Regions from separate parts of the Homo sapiens genome. Here region 2 is linked to region 1. Evidence: read pairs that join two places in POLR2A ChIA-PET (ENCODE). Cell type or tissue: IMR-90. All regions are shown on one strand. Each heading gives the region's core, and the rest is flanking DNA. Links, peaks and the distances in the headings are about the cores only. Region 1 has its middle 91 kb from the start of LINC02156. Region 2 has its middle 39 kb from the start of PCED1B.

Region 1 (9,240 bases), core at 912-8,911:
AAGTATTTGGCCTTTCCGGGGTCCCTGTTGTCAACTTTCTTGGTGACTTCTCCAGCATCTCAAATTCCTTGTCTTTTTATTGTAAACAACTTTTTTAAAAAATTAATTGTCTATATATAAAGTACCAGGTGTGATGCTAGCACTGGTCGTATGATATTTCTAGTGCTAACAGCAACCAACAAGGTGATTATTATTTCTATTTTTCAGACAAAGAAACCAAGGCTCAATACAATTAAACTACTTGACCTAAAGACACAAGTGCTTGTCTGACTTCACTGCCAATGCTCCTATCAATAGTCAGATCACAACTTTTTAAGGTTAAATGAAAACTCTAGTAACATGTGATCTAACTCACTTACTTAAAAAAATATAGAAAAGATTCTGTTCAATAAATTCAGTTCTTCCACTTTTAAGTTGTATACCGAATTACAGTCTTGATCTATCCCTGCACTCCTATTTGTTCTCTTTTCCTTCTCTTTTTCATCTTTCTTCCCAATTAGTGGAGTAAACTGTATAGGGTACATACCCTATACCAGGGCCGGAGGCCAGATAGAAACAGCAGAAGGAAGGACAAACAGATGTAGTGGTCTTTGTGGTCTATGCTACTTGTGATCAGTTGAATGTGAACATTTTGTCCTTCTTTGCAATACCTGGTTCAAGAATAGCCAATTGTGACCAAGAAACGTGGAAGGAAGTCTGCTGATGAATTTCCAAAAAAGGCTTTCTTTTTTCTAAGAGGATACGTAGGAAGAAGCGATGGCTCTTCTCTCTCTGGATTTTGTCCTGTCTGCATGTGTACTGGATCTTGCTACCAGCCTGACATTAAAACAAGTTAAAACAAGTTCTGAGCTTGGTATCCTCAAGGATATTCTTGAGTCACAAAATCAAACAACTCCAGAGTCCACATGACCTCAGATTTGCTGTGGGGAGATATGGTAAGTTTCCTGAGTTAGTTTACATCAGGGTTTCTGTTAAGTGCAGCCAAGAGCATTCCAATAGCAAGAAGTGGTTTTATGGATGGTGTTGATCAGGTTTGGAGGAAGGCAAAGGAAGCCTGAGGGCCTTTGGACATGCGGAAGAAGTTTCAGAGGGTTAGTGTAGAGGGAAATGAGTTAATGATGGAGATTTATTTTCTAGGCCTCTAAAAATAGAACAGATTCTCAGTCTTCTGGTATGTTTCAATTACTTCTGATGAAACACAGAGGGAAGAGCTAGAATAGTTGGCCTCTAAGAGGTCAAGTTTTGAGAGGTCAAAGTGCCTGCTTTAATAACACTCTGAAGCCTGAACTTTATCTTTTTGATTTTTCAGCAGTAGATTATCTTGAAATAGCTTTTTTTTAGGTGCAAAGACAGAAAAAAACAAGACAGGGTGACCATGTGCCTACTATTATGTAACCTAGTGCCAGGGAAATACTAAAGTATTTTCTATTTTCTTAAATGCCAGAATCTGACTTTATAGTGCTTTCCATGAATCTTCACAATAAATGATTTCAACTCCAAGCTAATGTAGTCTTTTTCCCTCCCCTCTCTCTATCTTATCCTAGAGGGATTATGACTGGGTTATATAAGGCACTGTCTTTAAAAATTATATTAATAAAAATGTAGAGTCTTGCCAGGTTAAATTTTCCTTCTGATTGTTTCAAGGCGCGATTTCTGTAGCTGGGAGAACTTTGACAAATACTGAATCAATTTAATTGAAGTAATATCGCTCTGGGCTTCCAATAAATGGGATGAGCAGGTTTTTTTCCTAATGTAAGGAGCTAGCTGCATGGCTCACAATTTTGAGCACCTGAAGGAAATGGTCAGAAATGGCCTCTGGTGAATCACAAAACAGAACAATGACCAGGGGCCCGTAATCTGGCACTATTTGGGCACTACATTCATCCCAAACGTGCAGGTAAGAGCCAGGTTAGTTAGCACTGTTTTTTGTTTTTTGTTTTTTTTATACTTTAAGTTTTAGGGTACATGTGCACAACGTTCAGGTTTGTTACAATGTATACATGTGCCATGTTGGTATGCTACACCCATTAACTCGTCATTTAGCATTAGGTATATCTCCTAATGCTATCCCTCCCCCCTCCCCCCAACCCACAACAGTCCCCGGTTTGTGAAGTTCCCCTTCCTGTGTCCATGTGTTCTCATTGTTCAATTCCCACCTATGAGTGAGAACATGCAGTGTTTGGTTTTTTGTCCTTGCAATAGTTTGCTGAGAATGATGGTTTCCAGCTTCATCCATGTCCCTACAAAGGACATGAACTCATCATTTTTTATGGCTGCATAGTATTCCATGGTGTATATGTGCCACATTTTCTTAATTTTCTTAATCCATTCTATCATTGTTGGACATTTGGGTTGGTTCCAAGTCTTTGCTATTGTGAATAGTGCCACAATAAACATACATGTGCATGTGTCTTTATAGCAGCATGATTTATAATCCTTTGGGTATATACCCAGTAATGGTATGGCTGGGTCAAATGGTCCCGTACTTGCCATAAACACCTCAATTATAGCACTCTCCATGTGTATTGCAACTGCTTTTTATAATATGATTAAACCATAAGTTCCTTACGAGTGGGGCCCATGGATTTTCTTTTTAATGCTCCCAGTGCCATGTACAGCATTTGGTTCCTGTGAGAAGCCCATACGTATACATTGAAAGAACAAGACCTCAAAGATTTTATAAAAGTTCTAATGTCTATATGACTATACTTCCACGAAAATGTTCTCTCTCTCGGGGGATTAGCGACTCATTAAAAACCAGTGCTCAAGAAATACCATTTGAGCATGGACAGTGCTATAATTGAGGTGTTTATGGCAAGTTATGGGATAGTAGAATGGACAATGTCTAATATGTTTAGGGGAGATCAGGGGAAACTTTTACAGAGAAAATAACTCTAGAACTGAGAACTATATACTGAGACGTGTCAGAAGGACTAGAGTGGGGAAAAGTATTTCAGCCAGATGGAACAGTACCAGCCAAGAGGAACTCCATGGAGGTTAAAGAAAAAAAGCATGGCACATTAGATGTGGTGAATTGGGGTATAGCACAGGATGTGTGGGAGACGATAATGCTGGATCTGTTGGGGAGGGAGTTAAGCTCCAGGTGATAGCCTCATAGGAAATATTAATAAGTTAGGATTCTATTTTATGGGTAATGGAGAGCCATTGCACAGTTTTAAATCTGGGTGTGACATAATAGTGTTGGCATTTTAGAGAAATTGCCCACACAGGATAGCATGCAGTGTGGATTGTAGGAAGCTGAATCAAGAGGCGAGGCACTTCATTGAAAGGCCATTGTATTTCTGGACTAAGAGAAGAGTCATGGGTTTGGGGAGAAGGAAGCATATTTAGAAAAACAAGGAAGAGAGAGTCAGTGGGACTCTGCTAATGCTCAGCAGCATGTGCCCCAGACTTTGGCTCTCCTTCTTGATGCGCTCTTCTCAGTTGTTTCCATCCTAGACGTTAAACTCCTAGTTTTCCTTGAACTGCACTGGCTGCTCCCTTGTCAGTCTCCTTTGCTGGCTCCTTTGCTTTTTCTTGACCTCTAAATGTTGGAAGACATCAGTCCTGAGCCTCTTTTTTCTCTCCATTCTCCCTAAGACATCTTCCTCAGTTTCATGGCATTAAGGATTATCCATAAACTGATAACTCCCCAAATTCTATCTCCTGTCCCAACCTCTCCCCACAACTCCAGTCTCATGTACCCAACAGCATAGTCATCCTCTAAAACTCAACCTCCCCACAGAACCCTTTATTTTCCCCCAAGCAAACTCATTCCTTCCCTAATATTTTGCATCTCACTAAATGGCACCATCATCTACCCAGTTGCTCAGAAACCAACATAAAGCCACATATGTCTAAGTAGAGAAGATTCTTAGGATTTCTCCTAATTCAGTGAGGGCTGCCCCTGTTGTGCAAATCCAGCTGGCACCACTTGCACTGCAATCTGTGCAAATGACAACCCTTTTTCTTGTGTGCCACAGTTGCCCTACAATACTTCATCCTATTTCTTAGAAAAACTAAGGGAAGATATTTTAAAATGAGATTTCATTCTCCAGTATTTTTCTAAAATGTCTTCTTTCAAACACGGTTACAACTGTATGTTGTTTCACAATTTCAAACAACTGTACCTCACAGAGTACAACTGACCCCTTGTAGTTGTATTTCACAAACATTCGAACCTCCTCTAGTAGTTGTTAACCAATAACTTATAATGAATTCTGCTAAGGACCATACTATAGGACTCTGTTCATGTTGGCATTTCAATAACTACGAAGGATTGGCTCTCATATTCCAGGCTACAGTCTCATTTAGTTAATAAGAATATCTTCTCTGAGTTTCACATAATATGGTTTCTATTTATCACCATTCAATTTCTTTTCATCCAGTGTTTGCATCTCCATTATTATGAAGGATTCTAGTAGGCTTAGCTGTAATAGAGAGCCACAGTCTTCTAGAACACAAACAAAAATACTAAATACTAAACTCACAGGTACAAGCAAAAGTACGCCATGCCATGTGGCTTATTGACTGGTGATGCAGCATTGCTTAGTATATGTGGAGACAAAAGTGACTCCATCTTGAATGCCAATCCGCCATGTTGACTTCTGATTAGCCCCAGTCCTGTCAATGCCTCCTGGTTTCTACTTTATTTACTGTTCCTAGTGCAAGAAAAAAGCAACCTTGATGCTATCACACAAGTTACAGGCTAGGACACACACAGCATTCTTGCCTGTTGTGGAGAATTGCCTTTAACTGTCTTGGTAGAACACATACACCCCTTTCCTGTGATATATAGGCCTTGGGTCTGAGGGACAACAGCACGGAGACCTACCTGTCTTGCAGCCACCCAAGACCATGCTTCTGTCTGTAAGTTCTCTCAATACATCACCCAATTCAGACAAACTGGATTTGTCTGCCTTCTTTGGTTTCTCGGCTCTTCAGCATTTGAGAGTTGCTTTGCATAAATAGTCCTTTCATAAGGCAGTATGTAACCGTCTGTCTCAAGAGTCAGTCTGACTCAGGTGCGCATCTTAGCTTGACCACTGCATGCTGCGTGTGGCCTGGGCAAGTTAATTTCTGAAACAAGCTTCTTCATCTGAAAATAAAATCTAACTCACAGGATTGTTGTGCAGCTAACGTGAGGTTAATATGTGCAAAATGCCTGGAATCTAGCAGACAATAAATGGTAGTCATTTTGTTGAATTATTATTGTTTCTTTTCTCTGCGTGATTTGGGATGCTCAGCCTGCCTAATAAATCAGAAGTGGTCCCGTCGCAGGTGATCTTTAGGGAACATCTTATCCTGAATATATTCAGATTGAAAAATGGTCAAGCTCTAGCTCTCAAAGTCCAGATTTGTTATCTGTTTTTAAGAGAAGAAGCCAGGCATGACTCAGGAATTAATCTGAATATGTGGGTAATGAAGTCATTTCCAATCTAAGAATGAATCTACACAGGAAATGAAAAAGTGAGCAAGCCTCAAGTGAATTTAGAGGCACACACTGCTTCCAAAATATTAAAAAGTGTGTGCGTTCATTTGGGCTCTTTGTCCCCATCCCTCCTGAAGAGCAGAAACAACATATGCTTCAGAACAGAGAGTGTTGCTCTTCTTATCAGAACACTGGGAGCACTTCATGGTGAGAATTCAAACTGCCATTTCTAAACGAGGCCAAAGCTACCCGTGCCACAGCCACGAATCAGAAAGCCCTGAGCAGCTCTGCATCGCGATTTGCCTATTCACCTAGCATTCTAAGCAAAGTGCTTTGTTCAAAATTAAGATATATTTCCTATCATCCTGCCTGGATACCAACCTCGCTAGGATTTCCAATCCAGAGCATAGAGTTGTTTTTGCTTCTTGGTTCACTCAAACATATCAGGCACAATAATATTCAGCTCGCTAAGACTGGCCATTATAGCTGACCTATAAGAAAATGTTCCTCCCCCCAATCTACCATTCCACTTTCCCCAGAGGCCAGGTGGTACTCTGGAACTTTGACAATTATCCATACATTGGGGGGTGGAGGGAGGAAAAAAGCAATAACATTGTACATCTTATAGTTTAGGTGTCAAATGGAAGATATTTCTGGGTATAATGGCACTGGGGTGATACATTTGGGGGCTTTCATATATTTCTCTTTATTCTTAACAAACTGATAAAGTGGGTTTACAGCATTCTGTTTGAGAATCTGTCAAGACTCCAAGGCATGAAATGGGAGGTGCTCCAGATCTTCACTGTTCTTGATCCAGTCCCCAAAGCTTGCTCAGAGTTTCTGGAGATGTACTGAGGGAACTGAGTCCCACGACACCTACAGCTCTGAAAGCACCCAGCTTGGGGTGGTAGCACAGGAAGAAACACAACAACAATAACCAAAAATGGCTTTGAAATCCCAAAGGAAATCCCAAAATGTCACTTCATTTCCACTCAAAGTTGAAAATAAAACTAATGGTATATAAAAACCCACGATGACAGTTGAATTAACATTTGTATGGAGACGTGGCATTCTTGGTTGTCATGAAAACACTGAAGCTTCTCAGCTCGCATGCTCATTCAGGTGTTGCGTCTAATTTAGAATTTAACCTGCCAGCTGACAAAAAGGCTTGGAGATCTTGAAAGATCTACTTGTTCTATCAATTAAGATGACATATAAACGTTGAGAAGCTGCTCATTCCCAAGGAAAGTGTTCACCCAGGCAGTGGTTTCTATAGAGACACTATTCCCAAGCCAACACTGCCAAAAATAAGTGTTTACTCATTGAAAAAGGCCAGAGGAGGGGATTTCTGTAATGTAGGTGTGAACTGGAGATTCTGTTCCTTTCACGGCTGTTTGACAAGTTTTCATTAGTCCCCAGCTGAGCTACTAATAATTAAGTGTGTTTTTCAACTGAGAAATGAGATTAGAATTAGTAATTAGGTTGCAGATTTTTTTTTGGCAGACTTTCTGGTGTCTCTTCTCTGTTTTTATAGTTTTGTTTATTTTTTGTGATGCTTTAAGTTTTGGGATACCTGTACAGAACGTGCAGGTTTGTTACGTAGGTATACATGTGCCATGGTGGTTTCTTTGCTGCACCCGTCAACCCGTCATCTACATTAGGTATTTCTCCTAATGCTATTCCTTCTCTTGCCCCCCACCCCCTGACAGGCCCTGCTGTGTGCCATTCCCCTCCCTGTACCCATATGTTCTCATTGTTCAACTCCCACTGATGAGTGAGAACATGCAGTGTGTGGTTTTCTGTTCCTGTGTTAGTTTGCTGAGAATGATGGTTTCCAGCTTCACCCATGTTCCTCCAAAGTACACAAACTCATCCTTTTTTATGGCTGCATAGTATTCCATAGGGTATGTGTGCCACATTTTCTTTATCCAGTCTATCATTGATGGGCATTTGGGTTGGTTCCAAGTCTTTGCTTTTGTGAATAGTGCTGCATACATGTGCACGTGTCTTGATAGCAGAATAATTTATAATCCTTTGGGTATATAACCGGTAATGGGATTGCTGTGTCAAATGATATTTCTAGTTCTAGATCCTTGAGGAATCATCACACTGTCTTCCACAATGGTTGAACTAATTTACACTCCCACCAACAGTGTAAAAGTGTGCCTATTTCTCCACATCCTCTCCAGCATCTGTTGTTTCCTGACTTTTTAATGATCGCCATTCTAACTGGTGTGAGATGGTATCTTATTGTGGTTTGGATTTGCATTCCTTTAATGACCAGTGATGATGAGCTTTTTTTCATATGTCTTTTGGCCACATAAATGTCTTCTTTTGAGAAGTGTCTGTTCATATCCTTTGTCCACTTTTTGATGGGGTTGTTTGTTTTTTTCTTGTAAATTTGTTTAAGTTTCTTGTAGATTCTGGATATTAGCCCTTTGTCAGATAAATAGATGGCAAAATTTTCTCCTATTCTGTAGGTTGCCTGTTTACTCTGATGATAGTTTCTTTTGCTGTGCAGAAGCTCTTTAGTTTAATTAGATGCCAATTGTCAATTTTGGCTTTTGTTTCAGTGGCTTTTGGTGTTTTAGTCATGAAGTCTTGCCCATGCCTATGTCCTGAATGGTATTGCCTAGGTTTTCTTCTAGGGTTTTTATGGTGTTAGGTCTTACATTTAAGTCTTTAATCCATCTTGAGTTAATTTTTGTGTAATGTGTAAGGAAGGAGTCCAGTTTTAGTTTTCTGCATATGGCTAGCCAGTTTTCCCAATACCATTTGTTATGTAGGGAATCCTTTCCCCATTGATTGTTTTTGTCAGATTCATCAAAGATCAGATGGTTGTAGATGTGTGGTGTTATTTCTGAGGCCTCTGTTCTGTTCCATTGGTCTATATATCTGTTTTGGTACCAGTACCATGTTGTTTTGGTTACTGTAGACTTGTAGTATAGTTTGAAATCAGGTAGTGTGATGCCTCCAGCTTTGTTCTTTTTGCTTAGGATTGTCTTGGCTATATGAGCTCTTTTTTGGTTCCATATGAAATTTAAGCAGTTTTTTTCTAATTCTGTAAAGAAATTCAATAGTAGCTTGATGGGACTAGCATTGAATCTATAAATTACTTTGGGCAGTATGGCCATTTTCATGATATTGATTCTTCCTATCCATGAGCATGGAATATTTTTCCATTTGTTTGTGTCCTCTATGATTTCCTTATGCAGTGGTTTGTAGTTCTCCTTGAAGAGGTACTTCACATCCCTTGTAAGTTGTATTCCTAGGTATTTTATTCTCTTTGCAGCTATTGTGAATGGGAGTTCACTCACGATTTGACTCTCTGTCTGTCTATTATTGGTGTATAAGAATGCTTGTAATTTTTGCACATTGATTTTGTATCCTGAGACTTTGCTGAAGTTGCCTATTAGCTTAAGGAGATTTTGGGCAGAGACAATGGGGTTTTTGAAATATACAATCATGTCATCTGCAAACAGAGACAATTTTACTTCCTCTCTTCCTATTTGAATATCTTTTATTTCTTTCTCTTGCCTGATTGCCCTGGCCAGAACTTCCAATACTATGTTGAATAGGAGTGATGAGAGAAGGCATCCTTGTCTTATACCAGTTTTCAAAGGGAATGCTTCCAGCTTTTGCCCATTCAGTATGATATTGGCTGTGGGTTTGTCATAAATAGCTCTTACTGTTTTGAGAGACGTTTCATCAATACCTAGTTTAATGAGTGTTTTTAGCATGAAGAGATGCCGAATTTTATCAAAGGCCTTTTCTGCATTTACTGAGATAATCATGTGGTTTTTATTATT
Region 2 (9,240 bases), core at 548-8,547, 460 kb after region 1:
TTGCACATTAAACTGTCTGGTAGAATTAACAGATGGTCTGATCAGTAATTGTCCTTTCCAGAAGCCACCACTAATGGCTGTTAACACTCTTTCTTCTCTACTCACCTACTTTTATCCACTGGAGTACTTTTTAAAGCAATTATACCTCAAATATACTTCATTTCCTCAGATCCAAGACAAAGTATCAAGTAATTCAAAAGTCTCACTTAGCAAGACTGTTTTTCTTTTATATTTTGGAATTATACCTGGCATATTTTTGTATTTCAGGCAATTGGAAGGGATTGAATAGTATCCCATACAAAGTAACGTGCACCCAAACTTTAAAATGTCATGTTTTTGCCAGTAAGGTCTTTGTAGATATAATTTGTTAAGGATCTTAAGATGAAATCATCCTGGATTTAGGTTGAATTTTAAATCCAATAACTGTTGTCCTTGTAAGAAGAGATGACATAGAGGGACACACAGGAAAGAAGGTGATGGGAAACTGGAGGCAGATATTGGAACTACGCTACCACAAGCCAAAAAACTCCAAGACATGCCAGCAACACTAGAAACTAGTAGAGAAGCATGGAATGTTTTTCCCTTAAAGCTTCCAGAAGGAACTAACCTAACCCTGCTGACACCTTGATTTTGGAAGTCTGGCCTCCAGATGTGTGAGAGAATAAATTACTAGCATTTTAAGCCACCTAGTTTGTAGTAATTGGTTATGGCAGTACTAAATCTTTAAGAAACAATCTTTATTTTATACGAACTACTATAGAAAAAAAGAAAAAAATTATTTAGTTTATTTATACATTTAGTATAATTTTGATAATAAAATAAGAGTAATGCAAGATAAAAATAGTAGGTCAATTATACTTATAAATATTATTTCATAAAAATATTTGCAAATCAAGTCCAGCAACACACAAAACAAAAAGATAGTAAATGGTTCAACATTTAAGACCTATGAATATATGACATTAACATTGTAAAGAAAAAAATTATAAGGTAATCTTAAAATATGTAAAAAAAAAAAGAGATAAAATTCAACACTCATTTTTCCTGAACATGTCCATTGATGTGCGTATTTCCTTAATATGTACTACCAATTACTAAAGGACAAGTTCAACCAAATATTTAATAAATAATAATTTCAATTTTACAAAAACTCTTTTAGGTTATAGAAGAGGAGGAAACATCCCCAAACTTATTTTATAAGGTTAGCATAATCTTGATAGCAAAACTAGGCAAGGACAGCATAAAGTAGAAAACTTACAGACCAGTCTTATTCATGAACATAGATATAAAAATCCTAAACAAAATCTTATAAAGCCAAATTATATAATGTATAAAAAAGTAAATATTTTATTATCAAGTTGAATTCATTTCAGGAATACAAAGTTGATTTAATATTAGAAAGTTAAATTATGTTATTCACCCCACACATAGTAAAGAATTCAACTTTGTCCGAAAAGAAGTCTGGTCTTTGTCCTTGGCTTCTGAGAGGTGATGGGTAAATTGATGGAATATCATGGTTGATAGGAGTGTCTTTGTTTGGCTGTGAGCCTTGGGTCACCAGATTGTCTAAAAATATGATTTAAGATGGAGAATGGCTACACCAGAAAGACCAGAAATGTGATTTAGCGTGGGGGATTTGGGTCATGTCTGGAGAGGGTGGAGGCTGAAGATTGAAATCAGCCACATTGGCAATCGCCCATGTCTACATCATGGAGCCTCAATAAAAAGTCTGAACACCTGGCTCTGCTGAGCTTTCCTCATTAGCAATATTTTGTGCACATTGTTATACTTTGATATTTGAAAAGTAATGTGTCCAGGACTCCATGGAGAAAGAAAAACAGAAGCTACATGTTTGATACTTTTCCTGGACTCTGCTCTAGGTGCCCCTCCTTGACTGACTTTAATCTGTATCCTTCCTGTAATACACTCTAACCTGGATTATAACAACTTTTAGTGAGTTCCAGGAGTCCTTGTGGATTAGGTAACCTGAAGGTGGTTTTAGGAAGCCCCTAAACTTGCAATTGCTGTCAAAAGTGAGGACAGTCTTGCGTGGACTATGCCACCTCAAACTGTGCAGTTGGCTAACCAACTCATGCCCCATTAACATATTTCTTTTTTTTTTTTTTTTTTTCAGATGGAGTCCCACTCTGTCTCCCAGACTAGAGTGCAGTGGCACGATCTGGGCTCACAGCAAACTCTGCCTCCTGGGTTCAAGTGATTCACCTGTCTCAGCCTCCCAAGTAGCTGGGATTACAGGCACCTGCCACTGCGCCCAGCTAATTTTTGTATTTTTAGTAGAGATTGAGTTTCACCATGTTGGCCAGGCTGGTCTTGAATTCCTGACCTTGTGATCCACTCACCTCAGCCTCCCAAAGTGCTGGGGTTACAGGCGTGAGCCACCGCACCCCGCTGCACCATTAACATATTAAAGAATGAAAGCTATATAATGAGCTAAGTAGACACATTGTATTAGATAAAATTTAATATCCGTTTATGGTTTAGAAAATCTTAAGCAAACTAATAATGGAAGAAAAATTTCTTAAACGTGTAAATATTATCAAAAAACTACAGCAATATTATACTTAATGGTGAAAAATTTTAAGTTTAATATAAAATAGGTAAAGATGTTTATTATTACTACATTTGTTTAACACTCTACTAAATGGCCTAGATGGTATAGTAATGTGAATAAAAAAGTAAAATAAAAGGAATTAGGAGTTAGAATGAAACAAAACAAACTGGTCATTATTTATGGGTAGTATAATTGTCTACAAAATAAAAAGGAAATTGCATTTTTATACACCAGCAATGATCAGCTAAAAATGTTATTAAAAAGATTATACTATGTAAAACATTCTTACCTCTACGTTTGTTTGCATTTGTCAAAATTCAACAAATTGTGCACTTGTATTTGTCTATTTTACTGTATGTATATTTACCTCAAAAATGAACTGTAAACAAATATTTAAAAAGTAAAAAACTTTAAAAATATTTATACTATTTTAAATTACAATAAAAATAAATATTTTATCCAAGAGAAAAAAAATCTAGTGGGAGATGTGTAAGCCCATATCTGGTAAAAATTATAAAGCTTTATTAAACGACATTAAATAAAACCTAAACAAATGAAGAGATATACCATATTCATGGATAGTCAGATTTAATATTGTATTGACATTAATTTTCATGAATTGATTAACACTCCTAGAATCCCAACATCACAAGTTGATTTTAAAATTTATATAGACTAGCAAAGGACCAAAAATAACCAAGACAGTTCTAAAGAACAAGATGGGAACTTGTATGATCAAATATCAAACTTTATTATAAAGCTATAGTAATTAAGACATTGTATATGGCACAAGGAAAGGTAAATGGAACATCATAGAGAGCTCAGTACTAGACCTACACACACATATATATAGACCATAGTCAATGTTAAGGAGAAAAAAAATCCAAGGAAGAAGGGGGAAGGAAGGGAAAATAGTTGAAAGAAAAATATTTGGCTCAGTATATATACATTTAATCACAGTCAAAATGATTTTTCTTAATATTTATGAAATAGAGGGGCATAACATATGGATAAATCACAGTTCAGTTTTCGTACTGCAGGGTCTCTTTTCTTTCTTTTTTTCTTTCTTTCTTTCTTTCTTTCTTTCTTTTCTTTCTTTCTTTCTTTCTTTCTTTCTTTCTTTCTTTCTTTCTTTCTCTTTCTTTCTTTCTTTCTCTTTCTCTCTCTCTCTCTCTCTCTTTCTTTCTTGACAGGGTCTTGCTCTGTTGCTCAGGCTGGAGTGCAGTGGCACAATCTTGGCTCACTGCAACTTCCACCTCCCAGGTTCAAGTGATTCTCCCACCTCAGCCTCCTGAATAGCTATGATTATAGGCGCACACCATCATGCCTGGCTAATTTTTGTATTTTTTGTAGAGATGGGGTTTCACCATGTTGGCCAGGCTGGTCTTGAACTCCGGACCTCAGGTGATTTGCCCACCTCTGCCTCTCAAAGTACTAGAATTACAGGTGTGAGCCACTGCGCTCAGCTGATTTTCCAAGCTTAAGATTCGTGTATGAATGCAAAGTCATATATCCATGAAGCCAGAGCTGCCAAGGAATATTCTGCGGGTTTCTTTGTAGTTCAAGGTCCTAGTAATGAACAACTATGAGTCATATTGTATTGTTATGAACTTTGTGAATGTGAACTAATATGAAAAAAGTGCTGTCCAGTTTTTTCACAACTATATACACAACTATATACAATATTCTCTGGAATTGAGACAATTAATTCTTTATATTTTCATCTTTTTTGTTAGATCAAATGCACCATTGTAACTCAATATTCAGAAAGTTTCTACTCAAAAACAGTTTCAGGGCATAGTCTACTTCTATGCATTTAGGGGAGTACTTTAAATTTTCTTTCATTACGCTAATAAATTTTCTGTTGTTCGTCATTCTCCTATGGCATTCATTTTCAGAATGGAAAGATTAACAGAATATTTCTCCAAGGCAATACTGACTTTATTTTAGGTTGCTTTATTTTATAGTGTCAAATAAAATAAATAAATCAGTGTAAAAAGTTATATATATATAATGATATATTAATATGAATAATTGATAATGTGTAAGAATTGATTTCCAGAATTGAGTCTGGTTGGGCCACACTCAAAATTGGTCCTTTTACATCTTTTTAAAAATCTTATCCACTTTATGGAAGATATCTTGGAATATATAAATGAATAGAAGTTTCTACAACATTATTTGGAATCTTCCAAAGAATGACTGGTTTCATTCTTATTTAATATTTTAATAAGCATAAGTCAACCACTTCAATAGGTCCTACAAAGTTATAGTTGGAGTTGTACTAGTTATAGATGTGTGGTTGTTAGTCATATTAGATAGTGCTTCTTGGGCCACTTGGGATAAAATCTAATGCAGAGTAAAATTTTCAAAAGGATTATTTCATTCCAAATGAAGAGTTCAGCTCATGTGTAGACTCTATTTAGAAAAACGATTAAATGAATAACTACAATTGCTTTCTTCTTACAGTTACTCTTAAAATGCTGTGAAAGATTTTATCATTGATTTTGCACCAAATGTTTTTGCAAGATTTTCTCACTGGAGTTTTGTACCTGCAGCCACAAGCTAGTGTTTTAGAGAGTTAAATAATGTGTGGGGTAATCTACATTTGTTATTATTAGATGGCCACTATTGCAAGTGGCTTTATTTGATAGCATCATAACTGATTACCTGAAAATGTGAGCCAATAGCTGACCCTTCAAGAAAAAATCAATTTGCAATTTTCACTGTCCACACTTCTGCCAGCTAACAAATCAACTGCAGATCTCTGTTCAGCCCCAAAAGGCACTTAAAATGGGAAATGAAATAGCCTTAAGTTTCCTCCAGGATGATCCCATTTAGCCACCAACAGAGAGGAAGTGGACTAGATGACAGAAGGGCAAAATTTGTTTAAGGGAATAGGGAAAGATTTAATGAAAATCCAAAGACCCACAGGAAAGGGATAAACCTTCCCACTTCAGTGGCTGGCCCCAAAAATCCCAGTTAAAAATAATGGAGCTTTACTGAACGTCACCCAGATTGTTTTAACCCAGTGCTGGTATACCCTCTCAATACTGTCCTGATCTTCCTTCTCCCTGCTCTGTTTTCCTTTCAACCACAGGCTTCTGCTCTTCTGGGTCCAGTTTGTTTTTCACTTTTTGATTGTTTCTGAGGAATTTTAACATCATAGGATTTATTGGCCATTTGAATAGCCTCTTGTGATTTGCTCTGACTCATTGTTCTACTGAATTGTTAATCTTTTCTTATTAATTTGTAGAAGTTATTTATATATTTGAGGTAAGAGACTTTTAACTTTTGTTTGTGTTGTAAATATTTTCTTCCACTCTGCTCTTCCCTTTTCGTTTTTAAAGGTGTCTTTTGGCAAACAGAAGTTAATAATTTCAATGTACGTATGTGGCTTGGTTCCTTTATAGTTAGCGTTTCTTATGTCCTATTTTAATTCTTTTCTTACTCTAAAATCATGAAACTATTCTCCTACTGTATCATCTTAATATTTTTTGCTTTTTTCTTTCATATTTATGCCTAAAAATTTAAAATTAATATCTATTTATTGTGTCAGGCAGGGGTCAAATTTTTTCTTAATATGGATATTCAATTGTCCCAATATTATTTATCAACAAGATCCCTTTCTCCCCACTGGTCTATGATACCACCTTTCTCATAAATCAAGCACCCATGTGTGGTTAAGTCTGTTTTTGGCTCTCTTTCTATTTCATTGGTTAACTTGTCTATCCTTATAATCCTCATCCAATCTCTTAACTTGTGCCAATGTATTACTACCGAAGCATTATAGTCTTGATAATCAGAATCCACTGTTACTCGTGTAAAACATTTCTTAGCTATTGACCCTTGGAATTTCTAGTTAAATGTAGACTCACTTGTCAAGTTTCATTTAAAAAAAAATAATCAAAGGTGTTTACATTGGATATCTAGATCCATCTGGGAAGAATTATCCTTTACAATTTGATTTCTGCAATCCATGAATTAGTCTTTTCTATCAGTTAGAGTATTTAGGTCTTATTTTTTTTATCTTAATAGTGTCTTATAGTTTTTGGCATGGTGGCCTTGCATATCTTTTGCTAGACTTATTTTTAGTTATTTGATATTTTTGAAGCTGTTATAAATAACATCTTTTTGTTTTTTTTATTGCTTGTATAGAAAAATTCAAATAAATTTTTAAATATTGTTTCTAGTAACTTTGCTAAACTCACTTATGAATTCTTTTGATTTGGCTGTAGGTTCTTTTCAACTGTCAGCCTAAAATAATAAAATGTTAAGAATCTAATTTAAGGATAGTTGATTCAAGAGCAACATTTGAAGATAGCCTACCTGGAAACACCAACTGCAGAGGACTAGAGTAAGTATGCCGAAGTAAGGAACTTAAGGTTTCATTTATGTAGGCAGAGACAGGGAGTTTTTAGGAGGATTACAACATTTTTCCATATAAGGTTGGTGCATAGTTACAGCAATTTGATTGGTTATAGGCTGTGTTTATTCTGGGAAGGGTACATTTAACTTTTTTTTTTCTTTCTTTCTTTTTTTTTTTTCCAGAGGGAGTAATAGTCATGAGTTTTCTGTCATCTTATCTAGCAAATCAAGACAAAAATGGGGAAGTTAATCTATAACAAGGGTCATTAATGAAGAAGGCAGGAGGTTTTGTCTTTGGCATTGTTTAATTCTCTCTAGTCATTGCACAGAACAAGAAAAACAAGAAAGCAGGTTAATCTATAATCTGAGAATAGAGGTTGTAACTACATGTGATTCAGATCACAGTCACATATCTCTCAAAGCCTAAAATATTTTCAGGGTTCCAAGAGCTTTTAAATTTTATTTATTTTCACACAGTTTTCCACAGATATAATCATATTTGTGAATAATGATGTTTTATTTCTTTATTTCCAATAACTTTGTCATTTATTTATTTTTCTTTCATACTGCACTGGCCAGGGCCTTCGGTGTCCTTCAATTTTGCACATTGAATAAAAGTAGTAATAAAAGACAATGCTTGTCTTGTTATAAATCCTAAAAAGAAAGCTTTCAACATTTTACTATTAAGCATGATATTCATCAAAGGTTCTTTTGTAAATATCCTTAATTAGGTTAAGAAAATTCCCTTATAGTTCGAGTTTGCTAAGAGTGTTTGTTTTTTCAAATCATGCTTGGGTATTGAATTTTACTAATTTTTTTTGTGCAACTATTGAAGTGACATGTAATTATTCTCTTTCATTCTTTGACTGATTTTTTCACATAAGACCAAAATACAAAATTGCATTCTTGGAGTAAACCCAGTGTGGTCATGAATTTTTTTTTTCACTACATATTACTGGATTCTATCTGCATCACTAGAGTATAAGTTTCATGAAGGCAGAGTTTTCTGTCTGTTTTGTTGTTGTCATTGTGTGTTTTACTGCCCTGTCTCTATGGCATATTTATTGGATGAATGAATAAAGAAATCAACAAATTTCCCCAGGATTGTGACAGCCTCTATTCTGGCTGTGAATAGAGAGCCCTGAGCTTCTGGCTACCTGTTATGGGGCCATTTCTCTTGGCTGCACAGAGCTCCAATCTCCTCAGGATGGGGTACTATATTCACCCCACTTTCTGGACAGCATATATCCAAACAACTCAGGAATCAAGCCTTGCCTCTCTTGGTTCCTCACAAACACAGCTTTGCCTCTCTGCCTGTTCCCCATCCTGTTCATGTGTTGAGACCCCCTAAATTTGTATATCCAAGATTTAGCAGAGCAATGACCACTCACTTACTAGTCGTTAGTGCAACTCACACAATTGGCACAGATGCCTAGGGGCCTGAAAATAAGACTTGGAATTCCATACTCTGGCAAAAACTCTAATTTGTTTGGTGGCACTCACGCCTAAACCTGGTCTCTGAATGGGCTACAAGAACGGAGGCATAAGTCTTTTATCAGGAATCATGAAATAGGGAGAACCAAGACTCCAGCACATAGACATCACCAGATAATAAATAGACGCTCACCTATTTTCCTCTCTCAAAAAGCATAAGAAATGTTTTCTGATATTAAGCAATTCATTTCCAAACATTTTAAAGTTAATGAGAAGAATAAATCTCATTTTTAAGTGGTCAATGTACCATGAAGTTAACAAGCTAATTAAGAACAAAAACAACATGAGCTATATTATGGTTTCTTTACTGGGGACATTGTGATTATAACTGTAAAAAAAATTAAATCCATAAACAAAATACTTGACTTTAAGTTGGCTTAGAAGGTCACAGAGCTCTTCATGACTCCACTTCTGCCCACCTCTTCAGGTATCTTTTACTTCAGGGGGTTTTGCAATTCATTCCAGTTCTTCAACAAACTAGGTTTTCCCCGCTCTAGAACTACACAAACACCCATACCTCTTCTTTCCAGTCAGAATCTTTCCAGTCAGGATCTTTGTCTGGCTAACTGCAACATATCAGAGAACTCAAATGTTACTTCCTCTTAGAAGTACTCCCTGATGGCCTGGCGTGGTGGCTTATGCCTGTAATCCCAGCAGTTTGGGAGGCTGAAGCGGGCAGATGACTTGGGGTCAGGAGTTCGAGACCAGCCTGGCCAACATGGTGAAACCCCATCTCTACTAAAAATACAAAAATTAACTAGGCATGGTGGTGCGCACTTGTAATCCCAGCTACTTGAGAGGCTGAG

The links. Peaks named below come from ENCODE experiments on the same cell type or tissue, not always from the same donor. Only the 100,000 strongest peaks of a DNase experiment are listed, where the experiment ranks them.
Region 2: POLR2A ChIA-PET joins it to region 1 with 6 read pairs; 2 of 35 experiments call an interaction of 5 or more read pairs at or near these places.

The regions. Positions count from the first base shown.
Region 1 is chr12:47,501,434-47,510,673 of GRCh38, reverse strand. No RefSeq gene overlaps it. Among named protein-coding and RNA genes, the nearest start is that of LINC02156, 91 kb to the right of the region's middle. In IMR-90, for the core only: no CTCF peak of the experiment used is centred there; DNase peaks (open chromatin) are centred at 1,003 and 5,423; H3K27ac peaks cover 341 bases.
Region 2 is chr12:47,036,378-47,045,617 of GRCh38, reverse strand. No RefSeq gene overlaps it. Among named protein-coding and RNA genes, the nearest start is that of PCED1B, 39 kb to the left of the region's middle. In IMR-90, for the core only: no CTCF peak of the experiment used is centred there; no DNase peak of the experiment used is centred there.